2 separate regions of the Mus musculus genome follow, and region 2 is linked to region 1. The links are chromatin loops, found by intact Hi-C in ENCODE. Cell type or tissue: heart. All regions are shown on one strand. Each heading gives the region's core, and the rest is flanking DNA. Links, peaks and the distances in the headings are about the cores only.

The links. Hi-C counts contacts between places; a loop is a spot of excess contacts. Peaks named below come from ENCODE experiments on the same cell type or tissue, not always from the same donor. Only the 100,000 strongest peaks of a DNase experiment are listed, where the experiment ranks them.
Region 2: a loop joins it to region 1, with 2.0 times the contacts of the local background. A loop is called at or near these places in 2 of 42 quality-filtered maps.

The regions. Positions count from the first base shown.
Region 1 is chr5:64,648,241-64,664,622 of GRCm38, forward strand. No RefSeq gene overlaps it. Among named protein-coding and RNA genes, the nearest start is that of Gm26761, 43 kb to the right of the region's middle. In heart, for the core only: no CTCF peak of the experiment used is centred there; no DNase peak of the experiment used is centred there.
Region 2 is chr5:64,579,580-64,595,961 of GRCm38, forward strand. It overlaps Gm3716 (predicted gene 3716), which reads right to left. Exons shown (of 4, transcript NR_045078.1): 4 at 14,284-16,382. Among named protein-coding and RNA genes, the nearest start is that of Gm3716, 23 kb to the right of the region's middle. In heart, for the core only: a CTCF peak has its summit at 7,565 (motif pointing right); no DNase peak of the experiment used is centred there; H3K27ac peaks cover 1,355 bases.

The sequences.
Region 1 (16,382 bases), core at 7,048-11,047:
GATGTACACATAGGAATTCAAAAGGTGTAATAAACACAACCTCCTAAGTAAGATATCTGACCCCTACCTAACACTACTCCACCACTCTCCAGGGGAACCGTATAATATTTAGGAAAAAAAATACCATAGTATATTCTCTACTACTTGAAAGGAATTCCTGACAAACATTATATTTTCTTAAAAATTATACAGTAAACAGTGTTGCTTTTTAACGGGCTGGCAATATTGTAATTTATTGCTCAAAAAAAAATATGTCCATAAAATAGCTGTTCCAGCACTGGGGGCTCTGTGCTCACTAGCCGGGACACTCAGAGGTTCAGTACTCTCAAAGCAAACAGAGGTTCCTTGTGTGGAAAGAGCCAGTCAGGAAGTGCCTGCTGCTCTCCAGTAAATGTGGACACTCCTGCAGAAGCCAGGCTGTCTAGAGGGTGACAGGAGGGAGCAATGAGGGCAGGAAGCGACAGCTTCACTAGGACGGGACAATAAGTCAGATCTAGCTATCGGCCACTCCCGGGGAGGGAACGGGGTTGGCTATTCTTTTATCTTCTTAGACTTTAGCAAGATTGTTTTTAGGGGATTGAAAGACTGGTCTATTTGGCAACGTACTTGCCTGTGAGGGAGATGTTGCACACCGCTCTGGACTTCTATGAAGCATAGGAAACTGCTCTGTGGCCTTTTGTAGAACAGCTGCCACAAGCCCCACTGGAAAATGACTTTTTTCCCCCAATAGTCCCATTTATAAGCTTTTTATTTGCTATTTAAAGTAAATATTTACAATGCCCCAACTATGTCCTGGGCATTATATTAAGCTAGAAATACCTTGGGATAAAACAAACAAAGTAAACATAGAGGGTTTCCTTCCCCCCATAAACACACACACACACACACACACACACACTCATGCACCCACACACGCATGCATGCACACATGCACGCACGCGCGCGCAAACATACATCTTTTTTTCTTGACCACTTCTACCATGTCATTATCACTGAATTTTAAAATCCCAGAGAACAATACATTTTATACAACTGGAAGACCAACATAAGAGTACTGTGGGGGTTTGAATGAAAATGGCCCCCATAGGCTCATGGGAAGTGGCACTAATAGGAGGTTTTGTCCCTGTTGGAGTTAGTGTGGTCTTGCTGAAGGAAGTGTGTCACTTGGGGATAGTCTTTGAGGTTTGTTTTGGAAGTTCAAGCTAGGCCCTGTATCATTCTCTCTGCCTGCTGTCTGCTAATCCTGATTGGGAACTCTATGCTACCTGTCCAGCACTATGACTACCTGCGTGCCTCCTTGCTTCCCACCATAACAGTGGACAAAACCTCTGAACTGTAAGTAAGCCCCAATTAAATGGCTTCCTTTGTAAGCTGCTGTAGCTGTGGTGTCTTTTCATAGCTATAGAATCCCTAAGACAGGCACCCTACTTTGAAAATAAAAACCCTGGAGGCTGGAAAGATGGCCGAGTGGTTAAGAGCTCTGGCTGCCCTACTTTTCTAGAGGTCCTGAGTTCAATTGACAACAACTACATGGTGGCTCACAACCATCTATAATGGGATCTGAAGTCTTGGTGTGCAGATGGGCATGTAAACAAAGTACTCATATACATAAAATAAACAAACAACAAAAAGTCCCCTCCTCACCCCCTAAGAAAGAAAAATCCACTGTAAAATCCGTTCTGCCAAACAAGTACAATTTTCCCATTTGTGATTCCTGCAATGACTGCTTATGAAATAACCTCAGAGATGACTATGAAATTGTTTCATAGTTGAAACATTCTTCGTCCCTGTCAGGGAGCAAGGAGTATGGCCCTCTCCCAGCTGTCTGACTGTGCTCAACCCGAGGGCCATGTGGTGGTTTGAATATGCTTGGCCCATGGGAAGTGGCACTATTAGGAGGTGTGGCATTATTGGAAGAAGTGTGTCACTATGAGCGTAGACTTTGAGGTCCTATGCTCGGGCTCTTCCCAGTGTAGAAGAGTCCCCTCCCCTCCTGGCTGCCTTTGGATCAAGATGCAGAACTCTGGACTTCTCCAGCACCATGTCCACCTGCATACTGCCTTGCTCCCTGCCATGATGATAATGGACTGAACCTCTGAAACTGTAAGCCACCCCCAGTTAAATTATTATCTTTATATAAGTTGCCTTGGTCATGGTGTCTCTTCACAGCAATGAGACCCTAACAAAGATAAAGACCAAGTGTAAAGTCATCTTAATAGCCTATGTTCTCTCCAACCCATCCCTGTTCCCCTTCACACACACACACACACACACACACACACACCTCCTACTGGGGACTCTGGGGCACCTGGGCACCTGAGCACATTCTTCCAGTGTCCCAGTGTGATTACCTGTGACTTGCTGGTTTAGCAAGGAACATAGCAACGGACCTGCCATGGGGATGATTCAGATCACTAAGGTGTTGGTGTTACTCTGGCCCAGGTCTTCTGACAGGGTGCTGTCTCCATGGCTTTGTAGAGGGATCCAGAGACTGTCAGGAGCTCACCTCAGAGATGCTCAAAGACAGATTCTTGGAAGCAGCAATGATCAGTTTCATCTCTTGCTCATGATATTCAAGTGTCCCTTGGCACTGTGAAACCTTGCTCTACCAAGGTTTTACAGTGCCAAGATGTGATATCTGTAGACTTGCTTTCCTTTTGTAAAGTGTGCTTTATTAAAGAAAAAAAAAAAAAAACCAAAAACCACTTCTTTATACTAATAAGATGTCACGCAAGTAAATCCCCCTTCTAATAAGCAAACATTGGAATCTTCAGTAAGTGGCATGGTAAATTATATTAAATTTTACTGACATCCTTGATCCCTAAAGTGAGTCTGTGGGTCTAATGATAAGCATGGAGAGTAGATAAAGTATGCCAAGGGGCTGTAAGGACCTAGAATGTTGTACGGATTTAATATGTCCTTTGTGATTGGGTCGCTGGCAGATTGTATGAACACATCCCACCTACCTTCGTTCGTGGGACTCAGTCCCAGAGCTGTACTCTTGGCTCAGACACACACTGTCCCTGTCTCTTCAGCTAGTGCTGTCTTGTCAAGATGAGGTTTTGTTATTGTGTTTGCTACTGAACTAGGCAGTGAGCCGCTAAAGACCACTACAGAAAAACCTCTTATATATTTTTTTAAAGCAACAACAACAAAACTGTCTCCAGGAACAAGAAAATCTTCAACAAAACAGTCTGTTTACCCTTGAAAAAAAAACAAGCATGGTCTAACCCTACGGTCCCCACCCCAGAATTACCACAGTTTACCACAGCAGGTACTCAGAAAGACCACAAAATTACTACTGCTGAATAAAGGGCCCCTGTCTCCACACACCCCTTCCTTTAGGAACAACATCTTCTCTAGACCCAAGCGATAACCTTGTGGGGTTCCTTCTGAGTCATACTAGGGGGTGGGGTGTGTATGCCCCAGCTCTGACCTTGTGGCGGCTGGAGGAGAATGACTGATTTCTTCACACTCAAATCTTGGTAAGTCTCATTACAAGTCACTGCAGCTCTGGGTGCCTTAACTCCCAGTGGCATTGTCAGGTTGGTTGACAAGGACTCCCTATCCCTTCCCCAGATGATGTGAATTCTGACCTCTGGTAGACCTTGACCCCACAGATTCAGAATCCCAGAGCAGCAGAACTCAAATTATAAATATATTTTATATTTATACTTTATGAAAGTGGCTTGCATACAGGCATTCATTAAAAATTTTGACATTGTGTCAAGTATGGGTGTCCACACCTTTAATCCCAGAGCAGAGGCAGGTGGACCTCTGTGAGTTTGAGGCCAGCCTGGTCTATTGAGTTCCAAGACAGCCAGGCTGTTACAGAGAGAGACTCTGTCTCATAATAAAAACAAATAAAAACGAAAAGATTAACAGTACTAAATTTATTAAAACTAGGATAGAAATAACAAAAACATCCTTAGATTTAAAATATATTTCTGGAAAACATAAAAGTATATAATATAGAGTAATTGGCCCGAGGATCACGTTCTGGTGTGTGAGACCCATCTACAGATGATTCTTAGGTTTTTAAGAGCGCCAAACAAAATTTAAAAGAAACTATTTCATAACCTATGAAATTCAGATTTCACTGTCTACACCTAAGGTCCTGGCACAGAGCTAGGTCCACTCACTCACAGTGTGTGTCTGTGGCACTACTTAGACACCTCCTCGGCATAGCAGGACTCTGGCTGGGACAGTGTGTGGCCCACAAAGTACAAAGTACTTACTGTCTGGCTCTTTAGAGAGGGAGCTTGTTGGCCTTTAGAGTAAAGGAAGATAGTATTCAAACTTGTTCTTTCCCAAAGCAACATCTTTTTTTGTTTCTCTGTTTCATGTCTGCTGGCAGAGAAGCTCATGGATTATCTCATTTGTGCATTCTTAGAATAATTAATATTTATTCTTAGAACAAACAAGACTTTTCTCCTAAAGGAATAGAGCTCAATTGCTGTAAAAATAAAGAGTAATGGAGGAGTAAGGCAGGCTGCCATTACCAGTAAATGACGGTGATATCCAGAGAAGATGTCTTCCTGTGTGTCCTTCCAGCCTCGTGGGGCTGTGAGTCAGGGAGGGGAGGCAGATGCATGCACGTATGTGTCCACATGTCTGGTGGTAGCCAGAGGTGTCATTTCTCACCCACTGTCCACCTTGTCTTTTGAGATGGGGTCTCTCATTGCTTTGGATCTTGCCAAGTAGGGTCGGCTGGCCAGCCATCGGGTCTGGAGCGGGGCCTGTCTCCATTTGCCCAGTGTTTGGATCGGAAGCCTGCGATGATGCCACTGCAGGGTTTTTAAAGCAGGTTCTAGAGACTGAGCTGGGCTCCCCATGCCTGCGTAGCAAGTGCTGAGCTCTCTCCCGCCTCTCAATCTTTTTAATACTAGGTGGGATTTTCTCAGATTTTATAAACTGGGCTTGTGCCATTTTCCTTCTCTCTCTCTCTCTCTCTCTCTCTCTCTCTCTCTCTCTCTCTCTCTGTCTTTCTTTCTCTCTCTCTCTCTCTCTCTCTCTCTCTCTCTCTTTCTTTCTTTCTTTCTTTCTTTCTTCCAATTCCCCATTTAAGTTAAATTATAAATATTTCTACATACTTAATAATATTTATATAAACAAAAGCACAGGGTTTCTCTCCAACCCATAAGTGATACTTTGTTGGACTATTGACCACATTACAGAAAAATGGTCTGTTTTTTTTTCCCCCCAGAATAAAATAATTGCCAGTGTCCACAAGTTTAGACCCTGAATGTTTAGACACTTTACATGAAGCTCTGCATCTTGTTTTGCAGTTTTTGAGAAAACAAGTTTTTTTTTTTCTTTTCAACTAGGTGAATCATGAAAAGATGGTGCCACCATCCTCTGGGCTTTTTGACTTCACGGGGTGAGAAGTGTCCGGATTGTGCTGGCTTCCCTTCGGCTCAGTATAGTATTTCTGCATGTCGATGTCTCCCCTGTTTCTATGGACAAGTACTTATACGGAACTCAAGCACGCGTGCAGAGCTAGGCAGGACCTGTCTGTGAGGGCAGCCGTTGAGAAGCATTGCTGATGACTGGGAAAGCTGTGTTGCTTTATTATCAAAGGGCATATATCAGAAAGAAAAGCAGTTCTGAGGCCACACCTATCTACAGGTTGGGGTCATGAGGAACTATTATATTTAATCTGAGTCAGTTCCTGAGGTTGCAGGTGTAACATACAAAGATGAAAGGCTCCAGGTAGGGGCGGGGGCTGTACCTCCAGGCACGGACTCCTCCTGTCACCAAAGGAGATCCCAAAGGTATGGCAGCCACACCCATACTGCGCTACCGACCTGTGTTCCTTCTGTACAAACCACAGTGGCCTTTGTCTTATATGGGGACTTCTTGCTCCAGAAGGAATTGGGGAGCACTGGTGCCATTTGCACAACCAAAGTTTTTTTTTCTTTAAGTAATAATTGTCAAATGACAGCCGTTTCTCTGAGGACAGCCAATGAGGAGCCGAGTCATTCTGGTCCCCTTAACCCAGCAGCAAAGTAAGTTTACCCCAGGAGAACAAAGTAGTGGTTGGTTAGATCTGCAGCTATCAGCTCACAGTGGACCTCCAAACCCTGAAGCTGTTTACTGCAATTGGTGACTATATACATCCTAAGAAGATGAGAAACCTGGGAGGTGAGAGGCTCTCAGGACTCAAAGGGAGGAACCTTAGATAAAATGCCCAAGAGTCCACCTTGTAGAGTCCACCTCCATTAGAAAGACAGGGCATCAAGTGGAGGGGTGGGGTTGCCAACCCACAGCAAAAACTCTGACCCAGAATTGTTCCTGTCTGAAAGAACTGTGGGGATGGAAATAGAGAGGAGCCTGAGGAAAAGAAGGTCTAGCGATAGGCCCAAAGTGGGATCCAGCTCAAGGGGAAGTCCCAGGGCCTGACACTATTACTGATGCTACGGTGGGCTTACAGACAGGAGCCTAGCATGGCTGTCCTCCAAGAGGCCAAGAAGCAGCTGACTGAGACAGATGCAGATACTAACAACCAAAAAATGGACTGATGTTGGGGACCCCTGTGGTTAAATTAGGAAAAGGCTGGAAGAAGTTGAGGAGGAAGGCAACCCCATAGGAAGACCAGAAGTCTCAACTAACTTGGACCCCTGAGATCTCTGAGCCACCAACCAGGCAGCATACACTAGTTGGTCCTCGGCCCCTGACACATATACAGCAGAGGACTGCCTGGTCTGGCCTCAGTGAGAGAAGATGCACCTAACTCTCCAGAGATTTGAGGTCTCAGGAAGTAGGGAGGCCTGCTGGGATCTGGCAGCATCCTCTTTGAGACAGGGGAGTGGAGGAATGGATTGAGGAGCTCTCAGAGGGTGGACTAGGAAGGGGAATAATGACTGGACTGTAAAAAAAATGATTAAAGATAAATGTTAATGGAAGAAGGATGAGGAGGAAGAGGGAGGAGGAAGAAGAAGAAGAGGAGGAGACAGAAGAAGAAGAGAAACCAAGGTGGAGGGAAATGAAGGGGGAGGGAAGGGGGAAAGGAGAGGGGAGAGAGGAAAGTAGAAAGAGAAAGAAAAGAAAGAGCAAAGGAAATTAAGAAAACCCGTTGGCTTTTTAACAGCTTTTATTAGCATCTCTCTGTGAGTCAATAATGAAATCCTTGCAGCTTTGGCATTTATGATTTATAGCCAAAAAGAAAACCACAGAACCCCTGTCGCTTTAAAAATATATGCATGTTTCAACTACCACGGGCCCTGAGTTTGCTGGCAGATGGAGTGGTCGTGTTAGAGAGATTCATTTTTTCCATGAGGAGAAACCAGGCAGGGAATCCATGCCCAGAAATGCATGAGAACCACACAGGAGTCTGAGGTCCCACTGTGACAACTGGTCCCACCCCCTACCCGCTTGATCTTTCAACAAAACAGGTTGATACTGCCACTCTGGGAAGGCAGGCAGGTGAAGGGCTGACTGTGGTAGTAGGGCTGGTTGGCTCATAGTCCACTCTTAGCCAATGGTCTCTGACACTGAAGGGGGATGCTCAGCAAATGTGTGGCTATTGGAAAACAACAGACTGCTTTGGGGGTCTTAGAGCACACTGATGTTTTGTAAGCCATAGAACCAATTACCCTTCACAGAGGTCCCAGTAGCTTTGCTCAACTGTATATGTTTTATAGCTCTCTCAAAAAGGATCAGCCACATCAGAGTGTAAATGGCTTCACCATCCAACAAGGTCCTCCCCTTCTTTCTCTCCTTGCATTGTGTGGCTGGTTCCCAACCTTGTAAAACAAAGCCAGAAAGTCATTTAGGGCAATTGTGAAAATTATCCTCTACTGATAACTCACTAGAGACTTCAATGGCTACCTTCTCTGGGCTGGATAGGAGCTAAGGCATAAGGAATGGAAATACACCTGGTGAGGACCTCAAAGGATGGAAAATGGGTGGCTGCATTTGAGAGGCAAGAGAGGTCAGGCACTGATGTGGTTAGCAGCAGAGGGTGAGACCGACTTCTGTTCCTGCCTCCAATCCATGGGCCTTGTGGAACAGGAGAGAGCTCCCTTTAGGCAGTAAGGGCTGGACCCTGTGAAGCATGAGCTAGCCCACTCTTGTAGTTGGATCAGCTCTTCTGTTGGGCCAAGAAGACATGTTTTAAAGCGTGCACATTCATTACTGTCCTCCATACACTAAATAGTAACCAATATCCATAAAGATTACCTCAGTTTCCATCCAATTCCCACTGTAAGACTCACAAGAGTACCAGACAGGGCAATATGGAGGACCCCCCCCCCCGCCCCGCCCCTGCCCCCTGCTCCATTCCCTGAAGCACTTTCTCACTTTTGAAAATGAATCTACATTTCACAGCTCACACCCTGTCCACATTTCCTCATTTCTTTGGGGGTGTAATCTAGAAGCCACCGATTTGGGTTCAGGGTAGCTTCGGTGGCCATCAGTCATCCAGCACCATCGCTCCCCAAACTAAGCTCACCAAGAGCTGAGAGCAAGGGGTGGTAACTCAGAGATCCCTTATCACTCACCATTCATTTCTAGGAATAATGTGGCATGTAGTTTCCCTGTCCGCTGTTATAAAGTAGTATTTTGGTTCCCTAAACCCCAGCCAGAAAGACCTTTAGGAGATTTAAACATGAGCCTATGTGAAGAAAAGAGGAGCAAGCCTGGGGGCCTGGCCTGCTGTGTGTTGTGCCCTGACACTACCAATGCTCTTTCCACTGAAGCCTACGCACACCGAGTCTACGGCTCGATGGTAGTTATTGACCTTGTTTTAACACTCAAACTCAAGGCCATACAGCTGGGTGCATGGTGTTTCAGCCTCACCTTTTAATGGGCACATAGTGCCTTATTCCAATAAGGACTGTGTTTCCCAGCCTCCTTGTACGGGTGATGATGGGAAATACCATGGGTCGCTTCCTAGCACTCCTCTCTCTTTCTCTTTCTCTCTTCCATCCCCTACCCCCAAGTACTGAATTGAGCCCAGAGCCTTGACCCTTTTAAGGTTTGATTGTGTGATCAAATCTTTCCAAGTTGCCCAGGCTGCCCTTGATTTTACAGTCTTCCCATTTAAGCTTTCCAAGTGCCAGGATTACAGACAGGCACCCACTACCACACTCTGCTAGAATTGCCTTAAAGAAAGCACCCCTCTTGCCAACGGTACCCATCTCCTTCCATGCTGCTGCCTGCCACACTGATAAAGTAAGGACCAGGCTGGACCTCACAGTTGAAAGGGTCATCTTAGGGAGTGTACACTAATAACAAGGTTGTTCTAGCTTCTATACTGTGTTGTCTTAGGTCACCTCTCAGACTGTGAAAAAAAAATCTATTTTGTTCCTTGGAGTTACTTTTATATAGATATAAGCTAGCTTCTTTTTAGTTACGTGTTTCTTGTTTACCGATGACAAAACATCAGACAGGAACAGCTTAGAGCAATAGTTCTCAACCTGTGGGTCGTGACCCCTTGGGAGGTTCAAATGACCCTTTCACAGATGGGGTCACTACAACATGAGGCACTGTATTCAAAGGTCACATTTGGTAGGTTGAGAACCACTGACTTAGAGGAAGGCTCAACAGTTGGTTCATCACAACAGGGAGGGTTACATGGTGGCAGGCACCAGGTGCATCTTTAGTCACATCATGGTGGGTCAGAAAGCCGAGGCTGCAGGCCATCCTCAAAGGCTAGTGAAACCTGAAGGCCACTGCCAATCATCTCCTTCACCAATGTCACTCCACGTCCTGCAGATTCTACAGCCTCCCAAAACAGCATCAACAACTGGGGTCGAGTGTTCAACACATGAACCTTCAAACCATAATGGATGAGCTAGCATTGTGACCTGCTGTTACCCAGTTCCAAACCACTGCTCTTCTCTACTACAGAGTTACAAGATCAAATGCTATCATCAGAAACAGTGTGAGAGGTTTGCGACCTCATCTTCAAGACCCAAGACCAGTTCTTGACACTTGACTCTACAGAGCAATCACTTCCTGACAGAAGAACCCCCTCTGTAGAAAGCTCTTATAAACAAAGTTTGTGTGGCAATCCTGGGTATCCAAGAAAATCTATGATGCCCATATCACACAAATGGTTCCTGTAACACAAAAGCACATGAAGGCTCAGCCTTTTATTTTTCTGATGCAGTTGAATGCAAGCAGAGTGTGACTAGAGAAAGCTTGAAGTATGTTGCAGCTGGGTTAATATTTGGTGACTGCCAGCTGTTACCACTTGAATGTGAACCTCAAATGGTCACATATTTAAAACCTTATCTGAATGTCAATGTCATTTAGACACCTTTGGGAGGCAATCGGGATTAGATGAAGTCACGGGGGTGGTACCCATGATGGTATTAGTGGCTTTATTAGGCAATGAAGAGAGACAAAAGCTAGCACTCTGGTGTCCCACCAAGAGATGCCCTCTACCACCAGATGCCACCACCAAACTCCAGCACCTCCTGGCCTTCAAAACCATGAGCTGTTTAGCCCCTATTTATACATTACCCAAGCTGTGGCCTTGAGTTAGAGAAACAGAAAACTCAGACACCCATCCTATGTCCCCTTCCCTCCTTCCCTGGGCTTCTGCCCCCTGCCTCCCAATTCTGGCATGCTGTCCTCTTCCAACTCTCGTACCCTCTGCCCAAATAGAAACGTCTCTGGCATCTGACATCAATCAATGTCTCTGTCATTTCAGCCTCCTGCTCCTGTACTTTCTTCTAGCCCAGGAGTGCCAGAGAAGGCTGTCTGACTCTTAGGAGCTACATAGCACAGTGACACCAATTTTCATCCCATCTGGAAGTATGTTAGTAAAACCTAGTCTATGCCATGTAAGCAGTAATAGTTACTAGCTATATAGTCATGGTCAGGTCTGCAATCCTGAAAGTAGGAATAGTCACAGATCTCACAGCACTGTTGGTTGAGTAAAGGAAGATGATACATGCAAATGGATCCCCCCATAACCGAGACTCCGTAGATGATCGACTCTCTGCGTTTCATTGCTTCTCTACCTCCTTCTGTTTTTTCTCTTCTGAGAAAAGTGAAGCACATCTCCAAATCCCAAGAAATACTTTGTCTTGCTCCAACATTCTCAGCACTGTAGCTTGTTGACCATACCTTATGTCCTGCAACGGGTTTATTATAGTTCAGTTTGTCAACACATTCATCATTTGTAGGCCTAAAGGGATGGGGAAGTGGGCGCTTACACAGGACTGTAACCATAGCTCCAGGAGAGGCCACCTGACACGAGCTGTGGATTTTCACAGAGAACAAAGCCACAGATCACTTTCGAGTCAGCGGAGGCTGATAGGGGAATAATTACACCTGCTTTCTCTCTTCCTCCCCCCTGATCTCAGCTGATGTTTTCCATTAGCTGCTCACAAGTGAGGCTGGAGGAGGCCAAGAGGAACCCACTTCACCCGTCTCTACAACCACTCTCCCAGGACATAGAAAAGAATGGTGGGGAATGAATCTGATCAGACAAAAGGAAGGTATTACTGTTGCCAAATAAAGGTGACAATAATAAATAATAATAATAATATAATAACAATACCACAACAACAATGAGACATAAGTAGGCAAGGACAGTGATCTGATGGGAAAGGACAATATCGTGTTTCCTATATTGCTGTCTCCTCATTGCCCTTCCATGGACAGGGACACTTCCGCTTTGTGGGCTCTCTCTTCTATGTCTGCTAAGAACCATCACTCACTCACTTGGCTGGTGGCTACATCTGGAACTCTTGCAGAAACCTAAGTTCCAACAGAGACTGGTGGAGGACAAGTCTTACAGAAGTGACTGGAACTTACTGAGACAGCATCATGCAGAGAGTCTCCAGACCCAAAGGCCAGGGATGGCTCTCCCTTTGGTCTGATGCCACAGTATCTCCTGCCTGCGTGGCTGCCTGGTACCACACAGGATAAGAATTTTCTGCATAAGGCAAAAAATAAAATAAGTTGTAGAAACCTTGGCCACCTACCCCTATGACCAGAGCTTTCAGATAGGTAGACTCTCTTGGGCTTTATAGTACAACTCGCATACCACTCAATCCCCTGAACTACTTTGCTTCTTGATGCCTCCTAACAGTCTGAACCCCTACCACATAGGGTGTAACACACTCTCCCATATACTATACCTAACCCTTTATTTCTGTAAATTCTTAAGATCCTATCTTCTACAAGCCTGGTTTACTTGATGTGTGTCCCTTTGCTTAGTGATGTCCCTACCCATCTTTTCTGGTATGCACCATATGAAGAGGAACACACTGCTAGCCCTGGCTCTACCATGAGCTAGTAATCAATATATTTATAATTGTTTGCCTCAGTCTTCTCATCTATAAAATGGGGGGGGCATACCACAGGTCTATTTGAAGAGTCTGTAGGTGGATATACATAGGTCACTGGAGTGAATGTTCTGTAAATGTTAACCATCATCATCACTGGTATCTAGGCTTTCCAAATAGTCCAACAAAGCAGTCCCAAATAAAACCCCTGGGAATTCAGATCACAGGAGCCGTTAAATAGGCACAGAGTGCCTTCTAGCCTCCATATGACAGTCTTCCAAGTTGGAAACAATTAATATGTGAAGCAGGAGAATTCTAAGTTCAAGGCCAGCCTAGGACACATAGTGAGACCCTGATTCAAAACAAATAATACCAAAGGAAAAACTTGGTCATCTAATCCTGCCACTTCCCTGGATGTTTCTATCTTCAATTATCATCCTGACCTAGCTGACTTCTACCAATGATTAGTCAGTTATAGGCCAACTCCATGTAGGTATTTGAGGTTTCATTCTCTAGCTTAAACAATGGCTGCTCTTCTGACCAGTAGCACTAATATGGAAAATATACCTGTCATTAATTGTAAAAATGCTTGCTGACATTTACTGCAGTCTTCCCAAGTCCAGTTTGTATCAGGTTTACTTTTTTATTAATAACTGTCAAAGGACATCACTTTTTCGTAGGCATGTTATTATTGTCAACAAATATGTCAGCAGTCATACTCTCTTGGGCCCAAATCAATCAACATCAGACGGCTTAAGGACGTATTCTCCATCTAACTTCGAGTGCTGCATTGTTAACGCAATGCTGAAAGACAACCTCTTTCTGAGGTGCAAAAAAGATGCTTAGACTAGAACTCAACTGGTTAAAAATTACATCATATTGCAATCACATTGGAAGTAATGAGTAGAAAGAAGAGACTTAGATAGGAAAGCCTTTGTTAAAACGTATCCTGTCTCATGTCATCTAACCCTGAGGAAACAATATAAAATTAAATAAACACATATCCTCCACCAGCTAATGAAGTTTTATCCTCTCAGGCTTCAGATAAACAGATCGCTGTTCATAAATTTTGCACCTTAGAATCTTCCAGCTCCAGGGCTGGAGACCCAGCTTAGCTGGTCGAGAGCTTGTCCATTTTGCATGGAATTCTTGGTTGATAGATAGCACCATAAGTTGGATGTGGTGGTCATGTAATCCCAATCACTCCAAAGGTGAAGACAAGAGAAGAGAAGTTCGGGGTCCTCCTCTGCTACATCTAAGGCCAGCTTGTAATAGATGATAGATAGATGTAATAGTCTCGAAAGAAAACAAAACAAAACAAAACAAAACAAAACTCTATTTTACTACCACCGCTTTTTCTATTGTTGGAAATACTTTTAAACCCTGCAAGAGTTAATTGTGTGACATGCTTCTCAGCAGGGAGCCACCCAAGTAAAAATCCAAGGTGATGGCTTCACAAGGAGACACAGGAACCATGCCCAATTGATTTCCTGGCTGGGAGCAAAGCTCTGCTACCTTTTGTCTCCAGGAACTGTCAGCATCACCAGGTTAAAAATGCATGCTCCCAACTCCGCCCCGTGCCTGAAGATCTCACATTTAGTCAGTTTCCCTTTGTTCTCAAGACCATATCTCCTTTCTGTACTTTTTTTTTCTCATTTGACTCAAATCAGGAAGGATTCAGGTCGTACCTACAACTTCCCCCCATCGATTCAGATAACAAGGAGGGTGTGGGAGTGAGAAGAAATTGAAAGTAGGGAGTGGAAAGTTGGAGCTTTCTGGTGGGGTCACCTCACCAGTCCCTTGGGGAGACGATCACAGTTTGAGTTGCTCGTTAGTAATTTTATTTCTAGGAAGCCTCTGTCTGTAAGTATTTCCTCCATAGTCCCCAGATTCCAAGGTCTTTGTTTGCTGGATAACCTTCCCACCCCTGTGCCTTTGCAGTTCTTACATATAAAACTAAATGATTCCAAGACAGTTTCTATAATTACTTTTAAAAAAGAAAAAAAATCAATAGCTCTCAGAAAACATATTGGCTTGATCTTCTAACCAGACTAGAGATGAAAGACAGGGTAGTTTCAGTTCTCTTGCTAAGATCAAGGCTTGAGGTGTCAAAAGCTCTAGCACTGTGGCTCCCTCCGACAGCTTGTAGCTCTGTGGACCACCTCTGCTTTCATGCAAATGTAACCCGGCCTCATTAGGAAGTATTAGTTCCCGTTTCAGCCTCAAGCATCAAAGCCATTTGTCATAATTGCTATAATTAGACCAGGCTGAAACACACCAATCGAACAGGCTGTTGCTTCGTGGGTGTGGTTGCAAGGGTATCCACGACCTGAAATTCCCACTGTGAGGTACTTTCCTCGAGTTAAGGTGTTGTTTTTCTTTAAATATATGAATATATATGAACATATGTCAGAAAGCATCTCATTCCACTGCTCATTTGCTGGCTCCTCTTGATGTATTTTAATTACTGGAGAAAGAAAGATATTTGAAGCTTCTGTGTCCAAGTCAGGTATGGCTAACTATGGTAGCTGATGGTAAGTTGATTCCTGGGATGCATTTGGTAGAAGAAGAGAACTAACTCCCACAAATTGTCCTTTGCCAAATCCAGGTTCCATATCTTCATTCAAGGCCTTGGCTATCTGCTGATTCCCTCCGCAGCCCTTCTTCCTATCATGGGTGTATGTTCTCTGAGATTATATACTGGATTCATTCTTCAAAACTATCAACTCTCCAGTTCCTTTACAAGTCTATAGAAGTCCCATTTCTTCCCCCTCTGCCCATCTTTTACTATTTTTCTAATCATCCAATAAGGAAAGATGGATTCACCCAGTGGTTCTCAATGGGATGATACCCATCTATGGACATACAACAACATCTAGAAACAAAAGACTGGTATTTTAACACACACACAAATACACACATTTGTCACTTATAAATTTATATTTAACTAACATAAAATATTTAACTTCTATTGCTCAATTTATAAACCATGGAAGGTGATTGCTAAAGGTCTAGTTAGGGAACACATGGTGGCAGGGGAGCACACAGAAGCCTGGGGCACAATGAGGCAGCTAAGAGAGAGACTGTATCTAGAGAAAAGCAGGGCTGAGTTAGATCTCTCTTGCACTGAGGAAGCCTTTCCTTTAGAGCTGCAACACTTGCCTCGGGGAAACCTTTTGTCTCAGACCTATATAACTCGGACAGTGACTTGAATCTGATCAAAGTTATATCAGAGCTCCTTCCAAGACACACATGAGACTGGGTGACATCAGAATCCCACTCCCAAACAACCCACTCTGTCAGCCCAACAGGAGATGTGCCATTGGGTGGGCTGTGCTAGATACCATGTAATTGTTAAGCCCTGGCTGTCATTGTTTGCAGAGACATATTTGACTTGAACACAGGGATCCTAAGTCCTAGACTGACTCCTAAAGCATGACACAAAGAGGCATCGTTCAAAAGGTTCAAAAGAGCAACCAGTTAAAAGGTTGGCAATTCACCAAGCTGCCAACAAGGGAGCCTGCATGGGACAGACCTGGGCCCTCTGCAAGTATGTTGTATTGTGTAACTTGGTCTTTTTTTGGGACTCCTAACAATGGGAACAGAAGCTGTCTCTGACTATGTTGCCTGCCTTTGGCACCCTTTCCTCCTATTGGGTTGCCTCTTCTAGACTTAATAGGAGAGGAGGTTCCTAGTCTTACTGCGACTTGATGTGCCATGGCTGGTTGATATCCATGGGAGACCTGCCCTTTTCTGAAGAGAAAGGGAGGGGGATGGAGTGGGGAGGAAGGGAAGAGGGCAGGGAGAGAGGGATGGGAGGAGAGTAGGGAAGGAAGTTGCAGTTGGGATGAAACAAACATACATACATACATACATACATACATACACACATAGTGTCAATTCCAGCTGAAAATGAGAATTAAGAAGTTTTTAAAGCAAGGGATAACTATTAGAATGGCAGATTTAAGTTGAACCATCATAATTTTATCTAATATAAGTAGATTAAAATGAAAGACAGGTGTGGTTTGGACAACTTGATAGAACTCACCTACACTGTTGACAAGTTAACATTTGAAGTCTAAAGATGCCAACATTTCATAACTGAGGCAGAAGAGTACACACCAGTGTTAGTTTAAA
Region 2 (16,382 bases), core at 5,852-9,851, 70 kb before region 1:
AATTCTCTTAGAGTACTTTTCCCTCAAGCTCCCTAGGGGGAGGAGGGTGTGTTGGGGGGAGGGGGGAGGTCTAACGAGACTGTAAAAATACAAATTTAACCTCGGTGAGGAGTTGACATGTTTAGAACTGTAACATGGCAAATCATTGTGAAATCTTCTAATGGGTGCCCGTCCCCTGCCAAACAAGCCCAGCACCCAAAGCACACAAAGAAATCATTGAAAGACACTGGACCGTGTCCAAAAGGCCAGGGCTAATGTTTCACCTAATCTCCCTCCTGGTCTCTCCTGCCTACTGCCGGCCCCACCCACAGGATCCGCACTGGAGAGCTCCCCGCAGCTGCTCCGGGGCATTTACACCCTCTCACCCCACAGCAGCAGGAGGAAAACCATTATGAAGCCAGCAATATAAAAGGGGAAAGATGCGTGGAGGGGGGAGGTGGGAGCTGATGGAGGCAGCGCCTGTTTTCTGGCAGGGTTGCTATGCTTGGGGTGGGGCCAGGAAGAAGGCCCAAATGGGGCCAGAGGTGACCCTGGTTCACGTTTCCTAGGACACTGCAACTTAGGGTAGAAGTGCCTAGGAGCTGGTAACAACAGGGCTTGTTTTTTGTTTTGTTAAGTTCAATTTGTTTCCAACTCTTCTTATCTTGGCTCTGTCTTGGGCATCACAGACTCCAGAGCTTTGCAGGCACAGGGTGGGGTAGGGTGGGGCTGAGTCATTCTTTCTTTCTTTTCTCTTAAAGGGATAGGACTAGGGACGCCTCTTTGAATGCCTGTGGTTTGCTCAGATGTGATGGCAGTCCTTAGTAAAATACTCCGACCAGGCAAGAGTTCTTTTTTCTCTTTGAGGGAGGCTTTCACAGAGATGGCCACCAACAAATTCTAAGGGCAGAAAGGATGTTTGCTGGGAGGACTTTGGACCTGTAAGATAACCCTGATGTTAATCATTATTTCAGCTGGCCAGAGCTGGCCTTGAACTTCTGGACTTGCTAAGTTGAATATGAAGAAATAAATCCAGTCCGGTTGGTTGTAGTGGATGTTTTTAATTCCAGCACTCAGAGGCCGAGGCAGGCTGATCTCTGCAAATTCCAGGACAGCCAGAGCTACACAAAGAAACCCTGTCTTGAAAAGCCAAAAATAAAAAAAAAAATAAAATAAAATAAAATAAAGAAATAGATCCCTTTTAAAAATGAGCATTGATGTAAATGTGAACCTCAGGATTTGTCAAAATTTGTCTGGGAAAAGTATTATGCTTAATATAGGGGCTGTCCAGGTTTGGGAGTCACAGGCCCAGCTGGAATCTCAGCTCCATCATTTCCAGGCCTGTGGCTGTGGCCCATATCTACAGCCTCAGTTCCCCATCTCTAGTAAGGGCAGTGATAGCCTCTGGCTCCCCAAGAGTTCCTTCAGCTGCTCCGGCATCTCAACAGATGTGTATGGCTTGTGCACCCTCCTCCAATCCACAGAGGACATGTGCGCTTCAGCCAGCAAGGAACAAAGGAAAAAAAGTTCAGCCCCTTCCTTGCAGCTTTGTATGGATCGAGAAGTAGCTTCAAACACACAGGACCCAGACACCCTAAGGCTCTTTCTCTTGTTTACTTATTTTTTTATTTTATTTTTCCATTCCATAGCCCTCACTGTGTGATAAGCGCCTTCTGAGCGCTTGACAGAGGTTGACTCCGCCCACCTTTCACCAGTTGCCTATGAAATGCACAGTCTGGGGATTCTTGTTTTGCAGGGGAGGAAACAAACACAGCTTATGGTCCAGGGACATGGCACAAGGGTCTCACCAGTCAAGACTTGAACCCAGGCAACCTAAGCCCTTGTCTTTGTGGGGATTGTGGGCAACTGTTTATTTGGTGAGGGCAACCAAAGGTCTCTCTGTATGAGATACCCAGGCTAGCTCTGCACAGCCTAGAAAATATTATTACTGAAGTTGTCAAAGTCTTCACTGATAAACATTCATAGCCAGAACCTCGGACCAGAAGGACCAGATGAGGTCAGCGGAACAGAGAAGCTGGTTCCCAGCCCTGTGGCTCGCTGCCCATCGCTCCACTCCCACCAGGAGGCGGCTGCAGCCTCTTCTCTGGTCTCCCCCTCAGCCTTTTGGCTCAGTTGACTGTGAATTTGCTGATGGTTGCAGCCTGAGTAGGTGGAGGGTGGCGGGAAGGAGAAAACATCGAAGGAGTCAAGGATAAAGGAAACAACTGGTTTTTAAATTCCAGTGGTTATAAAATCAGTAGCTGGCCATGGCAGACATTGCAAAAGTGGCAGATTTCGATCCTGTTTCCCAGACTCTGTCTCCCCATCCACTTTCCAGCTAGGTATGGTCAGTCACAGGACCCAAATCAGGCCTTTTGTCCTTTCCCTCCACCCCACCCCACCTCCTAGCAGTCCTTCTTGTCCACTTCTTTCTTTGAATGTATGTGCAGTACTTGGTCATGCAGGGGTTAAAGACATATATAATAATAGGGGTGTAGGGATAAAAACGAAAATATGGCTAAGATCAAATGCAATGTGATAACAGGGGTGCAGGGATTCGATACAGATGTGATGACTGGGGTGCAGGGATTCGATACAGATGTGATGACTGGGGTGTAGGGATTCGATACAGATGTGATAACGGGTGCAGAAGCTGCCACATGTAAACCATGAAGGAAGAGCCAGGAAGCTCTCAGGCATCAGCTCTACAGTGCTGAGCTGTTGTGCCACGTGAGTTCAGAGTTTTGCTGTTTTCAGCTTAGGATGATCCTGTCATCAATACTCATAGAAAAGTCACGAGAAACAGGAAAAACAAGACGGGGGGGGGGGCGGGGGGGATATCACCTGTGATCCTATTACCCAGATGTTATTTCAAAATATATTTTTTCCATTTCCCCTCTTCTAATGTTTTTCAAAAATACAGAACAGAAGGTCCATTGGCAACTGACCCTTTTTTAGTGTGCTGTGGTCACTTTTCTGTATCAGTCACATCCATTACCCAGGTTTCTAAGAATTCTTTAACTCCAAGTATTAATAATAATCATTCAGTCATGTTTGTACATTCCTCTTTGTCTGATTATTTCCTTTGGATTACTAAAACTGCCATTACATGTTGGATTGCGTGTGTGTGTTTATGTATGTGTGTGTCCTCCCGTGTGCATATACTCAGCAGCTAGATCAGAGCATCTATCACTCTTCATCCTACAGCTCTCAGACAGGGTTTCTCCCTGGACCAGAAGCTCACCATATTAGCTAGACTTGGCTGGCCAGTGAGCTCTGGGGAATCTGCCCTTCTCTGCCCTTCAGCGCTGAGTTTACAGGCATGCACAGCTATGCGCAGCTTCTCTTGAGAGCACTGGGAATTTGAACTCAGGTCCTCATGTTTGCAGAGCAAGGGCTCTTGCCCACCAAGCCATCTCTCCAGCTCTAACAAAGTGTTACATATTAGGCTTTACATATTTAAGATAAAGCATCTTCCCGAAAGATCTCCTCAGACTTCTTCATGTCACTATCTACACTTTCAGTTGTCATCTTTGAAGAGATACTCATCAGCTCAATAATTAAAATCCCAGAGAAACTGACTTCATAACTGAACTACATAATTTGGCATTTCTCTATAATATGTGCCCTTTCCAACTCAACCAACTGCTCACCACGTGCTCACACCGGCTAGGTTAGCTTATGTTAGCTCTTAGCTTGTGTTAGCTCTTTCCATACGTGCAAACCACTATCTTTTTGTTATATATGAAAAGTGCATCTTTGCGAGGAGGGGATGAGGTAAGTAACTTGCCTAAGGTCACACAACTCGTTGGTGACCAGACTAGACTTTGTAATTAGATCTGCAGGACTCTAGAGCAGAGATGAAAGAGAAGGAGGAGGGAGGGACAGAAAGAGGGAAAGAGAGTCCTCAGCTGGAAGTGCTGTGAAGTTCTCTACGTTTCAGGTAACTTATCCAGGGACCAACAGCAAAGATTCTCACAAGGTAACTGAAGGATGCAGCTATGGAGTAGTTGAGGAGGGGACCATCCAAGTCCAGTCTGTTGTACGCTGCCAACAGATACTCATGGAGAAATTTTGTCTTCCTAGGCCTGGAGGGGCAGACTGAAGTTTACCGTTGAGAACCCGGTGAGATCTGTAGCCATGGAAATGCGGTGGCTACAGTCACAGCCCTTGCCAAACCCAGGCGAACCTGTGACACTATCACTTCTAGCCCTACCTGCTGTTGGCAACTTCCAACCATAATGAAATGAAGAAATGAAAGGCTGGGACCCATCACCCACAGAAGTCTAGGACACACAGAAAGGGGGAGAAGGCTAGTGAGTGACCCTACAGAGGCCATCAGAAGAGTGGGACAGAAGCATCCTGTATCAGCTTCTGACTCACTATAAACCCAGATGCAGCACGTTCAAGGCTGCTATCAGGTTAAATGCAGCTATAAGTAAAGAACCCAGTAGAGTTCAATACACACACAGACATACACACACATAATCATACACATACATATATACTCACACAAACATATACATACACACAGACACACACATTCTCACACATAGACACACACACTTATACATACAATGTGTTTATAATTGCTTATAATACCTAATGTCATGAAATTACTTGTTACAAATTTTAGGGAATGATGACAAGAATAAGAATGTTTATTAAAAGAAATACTTTAAGTCTGTGGTTGTTTGGAGGGCCAGATGTACTACAGCAGAGAGCATAGAAACTGAGCTCTGGACCAGACTACCTGCCTTCTTCCAAAACACCCAAGACAATACCCAGCCTATGTGGCTGCCAGAAATGTTGGTTCTTGTTAGTATTATTCCTTCTATGCCTGTCAGCACAAAAAGATGTTCTGGAAGAAGTCACTGTCTTCCCTCCACAATGGAAGCCAACACTGGTGTCTCCTGCAGAGACATCTGGCCTTGGCTCCTGTTTCATCATTTGCTCTATCTGATTGGATGACACCAATTCAGAGAAAGAAACAAGGAGAGAGAGAGAGAAAGAGAGAGAGAGAGAGAGAGAGAGAGAGAGAGAGAGAGAGAGAGAGAGAGAGAGAACAATTCGTGGTATGTGAATCTCATAAGTAAACTGTAAGAGAAACTACATCTCAGAATTAGTGGTGCACAGCCCCCTGCTGAAGTCCTATGATGATGGTAGGTAGAGAGGTGGGTGGGTGATCTGGTTATACAAGGTTTCAACTGCAGAACAGGACCATGTTACCAATTACAACTTTCCTGTCAGCTAAATGCAGAATCTCCCATTCATTCCATAATGGAGAGAGACAGAGCCAGAAACAGACAGATGACACACTGACTACAGGACGTAAAAACATATGCATTGTATCAAATCAGTGGAACATATATTCAACAATATACTCCATCAGTTTATGGCCCCTAAAACTTAACACCCCCATACAATACAATTCTGACCTAACACGGTTAATACACACACACACACACAATGCTACAGTTACTTACCTGCTAGAATGAACACAGACTTTCCTGTACTAAAGTCTTAATTTCTCATCAGAACACTGGCCGGAAAAAAAACAATCTAGAAAAAGAAAATGATATTGAACATAGTCTTTCCAGCCCATTGACTGTTGAAGGTGCTTTATGGGTGGCATCACTGTATTCAATCTTCACTAAGTGTATGTTTTGCCAACAGCTTGCAGGAAGCCATCCTCTGCTCTTGTGTTACACATGCCCAGGGAATTAGAATTGCCCCAGTATCAACCTGGACTGTCTGGTTTCCAGTCATGTGATATCAGAACTGATACGTAGCCTCTCCTGGCCAATGAGGAATAAATAGACTAGTGCATAGACTCCGGGGGGTGGGGTGGGGGGGAGGAATGGTACCTAGAATCACGGCTTCTTTGTGCCTTCTATCATTGGTTATTAGAATCGCTCAAGGAGTCTTAAATCGGCCCTTCCTCTAGAGATTTTGATTTAATTGGCCCAGGGTGTAGCCTGGCCACAGACACAGGATTTTTAAAAGCTCCCTTGGTGAATCTAAAGTGCAGTGGAGGTTAAAAACCACTTGTCTTAATTGAATCAGCCTGTGTCACACAGGAGGCTAGTGAGTATCAGAGAGACTGCTGCAGGTCATACAAAGCAGTTATCAGAAGTAGGAATTCTGAGAGTGCCATCACCATCTGCTGCTGTTAGGGGGAAGGGTATCCAGAAGTTTGAGCATCTCAGCCCACCAAATGTCTATCAAGTTCCAAAGCATGAGGTTAAAGGAAGGAGGGAAGGTCGGACTGGTGGTTTATGCTTAAAAAGGGAACCATGTTGGAGAAACCAGTTCTTCATCAAGAAAATGGGTTGGGAGACTACAGAGATGGCTCAGTGATATGAGCACTACTGCTTTTGCAGAGGACCCAGGTTTGGTTCCGAGCACCCATATGGTGTTTGACAACCATCTATAAATCCAGTTCCAGGGGACCCAATGCCTTTTTCTGACTTTCTTATACATGGATGCATGAGTGAGGGAGAGCTGGCTCAGTAGTTCACCTGTTGCAGCACTTGGAAGTGTGGGCCCCATGCCTTGACTGGGTAGCACAGTGGAGCTGGCTCTGGAGGGGATGGTGCTGGTGAGCCCAACCCCCCCAGAGGGCATGAGAGCAGGAGAGCTGACCCTGCCTCCTGCCAATTCAGCATTGGATGGTCTAGCTGGAACAGTTCTGGAGAGCTCACTCTGGTGGTGTGGATAAGGGAGAGTCAGAGGACTGACCAGTTCAGCTACCATCCAGGCCCAGATCTAGGGCTTTGAGTTGGCCTACCCCTAAATGTACATAAATTGTAAACTGCTGGGGCACATGAAAGGGCCAGCCCTGCTGCTCCAAAGCTGCAGGATCTCCATAGCACAGGACAACGACAGGATAATCTGTTGATGGTGTCACAGAAACCGGAGACATCACACCAGACCAATGACTCATTGCAAGGGACATTTTTAAGTGAAGATGTGTGGACAGAGGGATCACTGTGACTCATTACAGCGTTCACGATGGGATGTTCTCTGCGCTTTATTTTGGTTTGTTTTTAGGTTTAGGTTATTATATAAATAAATAAATAAATAAATAAAAGGTTTATTTTCGAGAGGAGGTTGCAAGGGCAGAAGGCAGATCAGAGGGAATGTGGGGATGAAAGGGATGGGGGGCTTGATGAGAAAATCATAAAGAATCAGTAAAAAGTTTTTCAAAAAAAAAAAAAAGAAAGAAAAAGTCATGAACATTGGCAGCCACGTTATTTATGCATAGTCTCCTGTCTGCTTTGCAGTCCGTGGTTTCTATTGCTAATAGTGAACTGTGGTCTGAAAGCAAAACAAAATGAAACTCCAGGAATAAGCAATTGATTGGATTTTACATCATGGATGGTTCTGCATAATAGGATGGAATGATGTTCAGTCTTACTCCATCTCACTTGAAACATACATCTCCCTTTTATATCCAGTGTTTCCACACCGTATACATTGCCTGCCAGTTTAGTATCTATTCTTGTTTTCAAATAGACTGTCTTATGTCATCATGTTTGTTTAAGAGCATGTCTTGTACCTTCAGAGACCAGAAGAGGGCGTCACATCTCCAGGAATTGGAGTTACATCTGGTTGTGAGAGGGGATGTGAATGCTAAGAATTAATCTTCAGAAACAACAGAACTGCTCTTAACCATTGAGCAATCTCGGCAGCCCTCAAATGACCTTTTTTTGGAGAAACAGAGAGAATCTATATTTTTTTACAGTGTGATTTATCTATGCATTCACTTGTTCATTCATTCACTTATTTATTTTCTGTTTTTGAATCAGGGTCTCATGTTCCAGGATAACCTGAAACTTATTGTGAAGCCCAGAATAACCTTGAACTTCGGATCTTTCTGCCTTCACCTTCCTGTGCTGAAATTGCAGGCTTGTGACATCGTGGTGGCCTTCTGCTGTGCTGCATAGAACCAAGAGTTTGGTGCATGCTAGACAAAGTCTCTACCAACTACCCTGCATGCCCCCATCCATTCTTGTTTTTATTAAGTAAACATTATCCTGGCCATATATGCACTGAGGAAAACAGCATTAGAGAGTTGGGTATATGCATGCAATTTAGGAAGTTCATGGAGAATGTTACAATTTTCTTAATTGGACCTATGTCCCTCCTAATAAGTATTTTACTGCAAGTCCAGTCCTGTAGGTTTGCTACATGGGTGGGCTTCACAGCAAGGTTGCTAGGAAGGGATGGGACTTGGGAGGTCAGCATCCGAGCAGGAAATAAAGGCTAGAGTCTCCTGAGAGAGCAGGCCGGTCAGTTCAAGGACCAAGCAATCAGGCAGAAGAACTGCAGTCCTAACTTGAATTTTCCCCTCTGGAAACAAAACCATCAAAACATTTTCAAAGTGTTCTGCAGAAAATGCCAAGTTCATCACTGCACATCCAGCCGCAGCCCCCGTGGACCAGCCCCGTGGGCAGGGAGCAGAACCTTCCTGCAGAAATCCTGCTCTTCAGCCAGCTGCCCTTGCACCATCCTGACAAGTCTTCACCTCTCCCTGCCCTCGCCTGTAAAGTGCAGATAACAGGCTAACCTCACTGGGCTGGTATGAGGAATGGCTAATAAAATGTGATAGTGACACACCCAATTTAAATGCAAACGGCTGTAAAACAACCAAACACATATTTAAACATTTCCACTGCTAGGGGGGTGGGGTTGGGTGGCGGGAACAATAGGGCTGTGAGATCAGAGCATTTCTTCTCCTCTATGGTGTCCGCACCAGTTAATCAATGAATGTTTATTATTCTGTGCATCAACACTGTGGTAGGCTCTGGGAAGAATGGGGAGAAAGCTTGGTGCTTCTAAAATTTGCCTGCAGCCATTCCAAAACGTATAAACACCATTAAGAAAGACTTTAAATCATGACCTCTTTCCCTCTCTTTGTATAATATGTACAGGACTCAGTCTGCACAGGACACTGTGTGTATGTGTGTGTGTGGGGGGGGGGGGGGGCTTCAGGAACTCATGAGACTCATCACTACCCTGGGAGGGCTGCAGAGCTCTCCTCATAGCTGGCTCTGTTCAGCTTTCTCTCCTGTTTTTATCCTTTTTTTTTCTAGGTCCATCTATATTGTCTAAATGGAGACATTCATGGGCTTTCCTCCTTTTTAAATGTTAAATAGTATTCTATCACATGCATGCACACACATACAAACACACATACATATGGGCACATATACAAACACACACATACATGCACATATACATGCACACACATATACAGAGACACATATAAACACACACACACACACACATACAAACACACACACACACATTTTCTTTAGCAATTCTTCATGAAACACATTAAGTTGTTTATATATCTTGGCAACTATAAAAAGTGCCTCGCCGGGCGTGGTGGCGCACGCAGCACTAAGGAGGCAGAGGCAGGCGAATTTCTGAGTTCAAGGCCAGCCTGGGCTACAAAGTGAGTTCCAGGACAGCCAGGGCTACACAGAGAAACCCTGTCTCAAAAAACAAAAACAGGGCTGGAGAGATGGCTCAGCGGTTAAGAGCACTGACTGCTCTTCCGAAGGTCCTGAGTTCAAATCCCAGCAACCACATGGTGGCTCACAACCACCCGTAATGAGAACCCTCCTCTGGTGTGTCTGAAGACAGCTACAGTGTACTTACATGTAATAAATAAATAAATAAATAAATAAATAAATAAATAATTAAAAAAAAAAAAACAAAAACAAAAACAAAAATGCCTCAAAGGACAAAGGAGTACAGATGTGCCTTTAAGATACCAGTGTCCTGTCCTTTAAATGGATATCCAGAAGTGAGATTGCTGGACCTTATCATAGGTCTGTTTGTAATTTTTTGAGGAACCCTTATGTTGTTTTCCTACATTCCCACCAATATTATTCTCTTGTACATACTTGCCAGCATTAGTTACCTTAAAACAACTCTCTATCCTAACATGATACTACCTACTTTATTGTCTATGCTCTTTAATAGCTAGGCTCTCTGACATGATATTCTTTTCCCATCCATTTTGCTGCATATGTCAGACACGCATATCTTTTTGTGCCTAAGTAGTATTTCTTTGTGTGAGTATAGTGCAATTTATTTATCTATTCATTATGTGTGGACATTCAGTTTGTTTCTGGGTTCTGGCTCTTATATAATTATATAATATAATAATGTAATTAGAATCATGTTGCAGGTAATAATAAAGTTAATGTAAATGTTCTTATACAAGGCCTTCTGGGGAAACATGTCTTCCATCTCCTGGGTAACTGTTTAAGAAAGTAATGGTGGATCAGACTGAGGTATGTTCTTACATTTTTATGGAACAGACAGAATTGTTACACAATGCATGTGGATCATCTGCCACCCCCTTCGATAATGTACAGCTCAGCCTATACTAGCCCAGTCTCCAATAAAGCCCTGGTTCTCCTTTGGAATCTCACGAATCAGGGGTCCACTGCCGTACTTCTTTCGGCTTTCCTGGCTTACCAGCTCCCACTAGAATGGCTCGTTATACTCTGTCTACTACATTCAAGGGCTTTTCTGGCCCAAAGTTTCAAATTCCTTCACATTCTTGCTACAAACCAATTCGAATGGCTTAAGAGCCACATAATTGGGTTTATCATAGCAACAGCCCCACTTTGGGGTATCCCACTTCCTACATTAGTTACCCGTCTTATCAAGATGAGAAAACACCCTGAGAATGTCAAAGAAGGAAGGCTCTTACTTAAGGGTGTGGTGCACTGTGGTGGAAAAGCCATGGTAGCTGGAGTTTGAGGCTATTGGTCGCTGTTGCATCTGTAGTCAAGAGGAAAGGGGATACACATGCTCAGATCACATTTTCCTTTTTCTGCAGACTGGAAAGCAATCTGTGGAATGGGACTGCCCACATTTGGGGTGGGTCTTCCCCCCTCAGTTAGTCTAACTTTGGTGACTTGTCATGGGCACAGCCAGTGATTATTTTCTAAGGTTCTCAATTTAAGACAAAATTAATCACCACAGTGCCGTTAGTGTCCCACGTAAGAAATCCTTGCCTATTTCAAGATGTTCTTTGTGTCTTACCTGCAGTTTCTTTGGTACACAGTATGGTAGAGTGTCTTGTGAGTCATGCTTTGAAAGACTATCTTTTTTCATTCAATTTTATTGGTATCTTTGTCAGAACTAATCGAATGTATGTATGAAGTTAATTTCTGGACTTTGCTGTCTCCCATTGATCTGTTTGCCAATTATTACATCAATACCTCACTGGTACAATTATTATAAAATACTGTAAGTCTTTATACTTATCTAGTGCTGTTTTACAAGTTACCTAAGGCTAGCAGTGCAAACCAACATGGCCTTATCAGCCCATAGCAGTTTGAGGGTTGGGGAGCTCAGAGCAGTTAAGCTCGGTGGTGTATCTAAGAGTCTCAGAGCAGACTGCAGCCTTCTGAAGGCTGGGCCAGTACTGGAAGGTTTGCTTCTAAGCTCAGCAGTGTGGCTACAGGGAGGAGCACTTATTCTTGGCTGGCTATCACTTGAGTCTCATATCCCTTAGTAGATCCTCATAGAGCTATTCATAACAGAGAATTTGGCTTTCCTTCCTCTGGACAAATAAAGGAGAGAGAGAAAAAGAGAGAGAGAACTCATAAAGTCATATAACTTAATCTTTGAAGGAACATTCTGCCACCTCTGCTATATCATACGTCATTGGTAATACAGAAGGAACCCATATATGATGGGAAGGAACTACACAAGTTGACAAATATCAAGAAGTGGGAACGCTTGCTTCCAGGTCTTTGGGTAAGAGCAAGTGAAGAAGTTGGGCCACACTGGAACCCTTTTGTCAACTGTTTACCAAGGACTGTAAGTCCTGTGATGGGAGTCAACTGATATACTTTTTCTTCGTCAATATCATTTGGGCTCTTTAGGTCCTTTGTTCTATCATATACACTTCAAAATCATCACATCAATTTACTTTCTTCAAAATCCCACTGGACTTCGCACTGGGATGGTGGATCAGATTGAGAAATGCAAGATTAATAAAGCAGTTGGGAAGATGTCTGGAGATGGTTACATCATGAGAGCCTTGGACTAATGGATGCTTTAACCTACTGATAGGCTCAATATTTGATTAAACTGTTTGAAGGTGGTGGAGGTGGGTGGTGGGACCGAGACATTAAGGTAAAGCCCACCTTTCCACCCAGGACCCACCTTAAGGTGTCTTTCCAGGATTCTGACTCTATTCCTCTGTGCTATGAATCTTCTATTGCTTTTTACTATATTGGTTGGAGGAAGTAGGCCATAGTGTCTGCTTCAACTTTTAGCCCCCAGGATTCTCCAAAGACTCTACTGTCTTGTCTTTGTGATCTACTATCTCTGCACCCTCTTAATCTATCTTCCTTTTCCTCTCTCATGTGTCCTTTCCAGTTTCCTGACTGCTACATACACACCCCATCAAACACACAAATCTAAAGTCTGCAGGCTGCGGCCATCTCTACCCTGGGTTGTTATCTAGGATCGCATCCCTCTACATAGGAAAACTACATTCACATATTGAACCACTTAGGAAGAATGTTCCTTATGTTAGTCCTATGGAATACAGTTATTTTGTTTTACTAAGCCATATAGAGTGAAAAGCAATGGAAAGCTCATAGCATAGAGGGATAGATCCAGAAACCTGCAAAGGCACTTAGGGACCTACCTTAAAGTGGGTTCTGGTTGAAAGCTGGGCTTTGCCTGAGTGTCTTATATACTTTTAAAAAATTATATGTATTTTGTATTTTGGATCTCTCTCTTTCTATGTGTGTCAGGTGGGGGTTGGAAATCAGATAGGAATTTGTGGACATCTGCTCTCACCTTTTATCACCAGTACCTGTCACCCCAGATAGTTACCTAGAATTATACAATAGCTAAGAGTCAGAAAGCTCCTTAAAAACTGTAAGCCATTTCCAATCAGAGAGAGCCAGAACCCGCACCTTCATGCTACATACTGCAAAGTGCACCTTTTAGCAGACCAGGTCCTCACCTGGTTGCTAATAGCCTGCCGAGACCTGATGAATCATTGCAAAGGAAAGGCATCATTTGTAAATCCCGAACCAAATGACCCACTGTCCCGTACATAGCTAATGTGCATCTCCTTAACTTTCTAAGACATGCCTCAGTTTTCTTCTAATCACTGTTCTAGGCCCTTGATAATACCTGTGTTGAATCATCATTTTGATTTTTACTGGAGTGAGATATAACACAAAATGCAGCATGTGGTCATGCTTAGTGTGCTGTTTGGTTGCATAACCAGCATCACTTTCTAGAATTCTGCCATCTTCTCCAGGGGAAACTATGCAGCAAACACTAACCTCCTCCCCGCCCCCGCCCCCGCCCCCACCCCCTGCCCCCCACTTCCTGAGCTCCCCAATCTCTGCTAATGACTTTCTGTCTCTGTGCATTTGACCACCTTGTAGAAGAGGAATCAGGACTGTGTGTCCTTTTGTGGTCACGATGATGCATAGCATGTGTTAGAATTTTCATTCTCTCTCTCCCTCTTTCCTCCCACATCCCTCTCCTTTTTCTCTCTGTCCATCCTGCAGACAGAGGCCATGGTTTCAACCTGCAGTTCAGATAGCTAGAACTTGCTTTGTAGCTCAAGATGACCCCGAATTCAAGCTCCTCTTGCCTCAGCCTCCTAAACATTTTCATTGTAGGGTGGGGTCATGATGGCCAGCAAGTTTTCTATTTCTTCAAGTGTGAACAATATTCTATTTTCCCTTTATTCAGCTCTTGATAGGCACCTGGGTCACCTCTACCTTTAGGCTATTGTAAACAATGCTGCCCAAAACATAGATATGAAAATATGTGACAGAGTCTTTGTTTGAGGATGGATAGATGATAGATAGATAGATAGATAGATAGATAGATAGATAGACAGACAGACAGACAGACAGATAGATAGATAGATAGATAGATATAGAAAGGTAGATACATAGAGGCAGACACATGATATATACATGTAGAGATATATACATGTTATCTCTATAGACACATAGAGGTAGATACATGATAGATGATAGAGATATTGATATAAATGTAGACACATGTTATATAGATAAATGATATGATATTATAAGGCATGGTATGATATTGTATGATATGATACAGCAGAAGTGGAAGTGCTGGGTCCAGTGGCAATTCTACACTTCACTTTAGAGGACCATTTTACATTCTCCTCAGCAAAGCACAAGAGTTCCACTTTTTTGCATCCTCATCAACACTTGTTCTTTTTGAACAAAACAAACAAACAAACAAAACAACAACAACAAATGCTGTGAATTTTTAAATGTCACTGTTACAAATTGAACTGTTTTACTGCCCAAAAGATATGTTGAGGTCCTAACCCCTTGGTCTCTTAATATAGAACCTTAATTGAAAATAGGGTTGTTGCAGATGTTATTAATTAGGTTTCAGTCATTCTGGAGTAGAGAGGGCCCCTCAGCTAATATGACTGGCACCCCTACAAGAAAATGGCATCTGAAAACGGAGACGCACAGGAGGAATGCCTGTGTCAGTAAGAGCAGACAGAGGATCTGAGTGGCTGCAGGCCAGCAGACTCCGAGTATCACCAGCAAACCACCAGTGGCTGCGAAATGGCAGGAGGAACCTCACGGAGGTTTCAGAGAGAGCACAGCCCGGCCCGGCACATACCTTGATTTTTGCATCTCAGCCTCCAGAACTCTGAAGCAATGCACTTGTGTTGCTTTGTGTAGTATGTGGTATATGTGCGTGCACCATGTATGTGCAGTTCTGCATGCCCCTATTTATGCACATCCAGAGGTCAAAGAAGAAGGTCAAATCTCTGCTCTATCACTTCATCTTACTTCCTTGAGACAGGGTCTCTCACTGAACCAGAAACTCCTCACTTCAGAGAGACTTGCTGGCCAGCGAGCTCACAGGATCTGCCTGTCTCTGCCCTGGCATGTGTAGCCATTGCCTGGCTTTTCAGTAGGGGCTAGGGGTTCAAACTCAGGTCCTTATACTCACGGGACACGTGCTCTTAGCCACAGAGCCATCTTCCCAACCTCTGTGGCCTTAAGTCGCCCAGAATGGAGGGTTTTGTTAGAGCAGAAGGTAGGGAGTGAGCTCTACCTGATCTTTGGAGCTTATTTGAAGCTATAAGCTCTCTCCTGGTTTTCAGAAAGCCTGCTTCTCATACTCCACATCCCCTCCACCTTCTTCCTGTTTCCCCAGCTTGTGCTTAACACCTCCATCCAACAAAGATAGAGGGACACCCTGCCCTGACACACATGCTGGCCACTGTCCTAAAGCTGGCGAGATTCGAATCTTTGTTCTCTCTTGAATGTGTGTGTTTTTCTTTGGTGCGACATCTACCTTGTCAGAACATTTAAGGAGGGCGGGGGCATACTTTCTGCCCATGATTTCCACCCTCATTTCCAAACTCCAAAAGAGACCTACCTCTGGTTTTAGCCTTGCTTCAGAACCTTTTCACAGGCAAATGGCACTTTTTATCTTCCCAGCCTCGTTTCATTAAATGGAAACTGCAGTGTGTTAGAATTATGGAAATGGGTGCTATTATAACCCACATCTTCGGCTAAAACATGATGTGCTATGATTTCCTGCCTGCTTCGATCAGTATTTATGTGAGCCAAGGTGTGAATGATTCACAGAATCTATGTTCTTAATTTTTATTTCCCTCTTTAGCACTCTAGCTGGCTGTTAACCTGGGCCAGGTGGCCCCTCCCTTGCAGAGTCAAGCCTTCCAAGCTGGTTTCCTAACTGTTAGAAGCAGCAGCAAAATCTCTTAAGTTGGGTAGGAAGAGCAGGCCCAGCTGTGCGGGGACAGCCTGGGTGCCCAGCCAAGGCTCAGATGTCTGTAAGTATCCCCTCCAGACCTGACCCACATGGTGCAGCTGTCTGCGCTGATTCTCAGGGCCAATCTCTCAATGCATTTTCAATGAGCTGATTCTTTTGCCCACTATAATCTGAAAGACCCTGGTGTGTAGGGCTCTCCATTATATTAACCCCTACCACGTGCACAGATGTGAAGGCTTTCTGTTATATCCATCAAAGCAAAATGCTCATATTGCGTCTAATTCTATTGCTGTCTGAAGATAAAGATTAATTTACAGTTGTCATGGTGCAGAGCCAATAAGGAAAACAGAAGGTATTTATGCTTAGCAGAAGGACTGGTTGAAACCCTACATACACCTGAGTAAATAGAAATTCCTAGATTCTGATGGATTTGCCTAGGGTCACACATCTGGGGCAAGAAATCAGGGCCCTGACCCCTGTGTGGGGCTCGAGTCTCTCCAGTGGAACTTGTTGAATACCGAGTGCAGGTGAGACCGAGGGAAGTTGTTTCTCTGAGACCGTCTCTCCAGCACTCAGGGATGAACTCTTCCCTT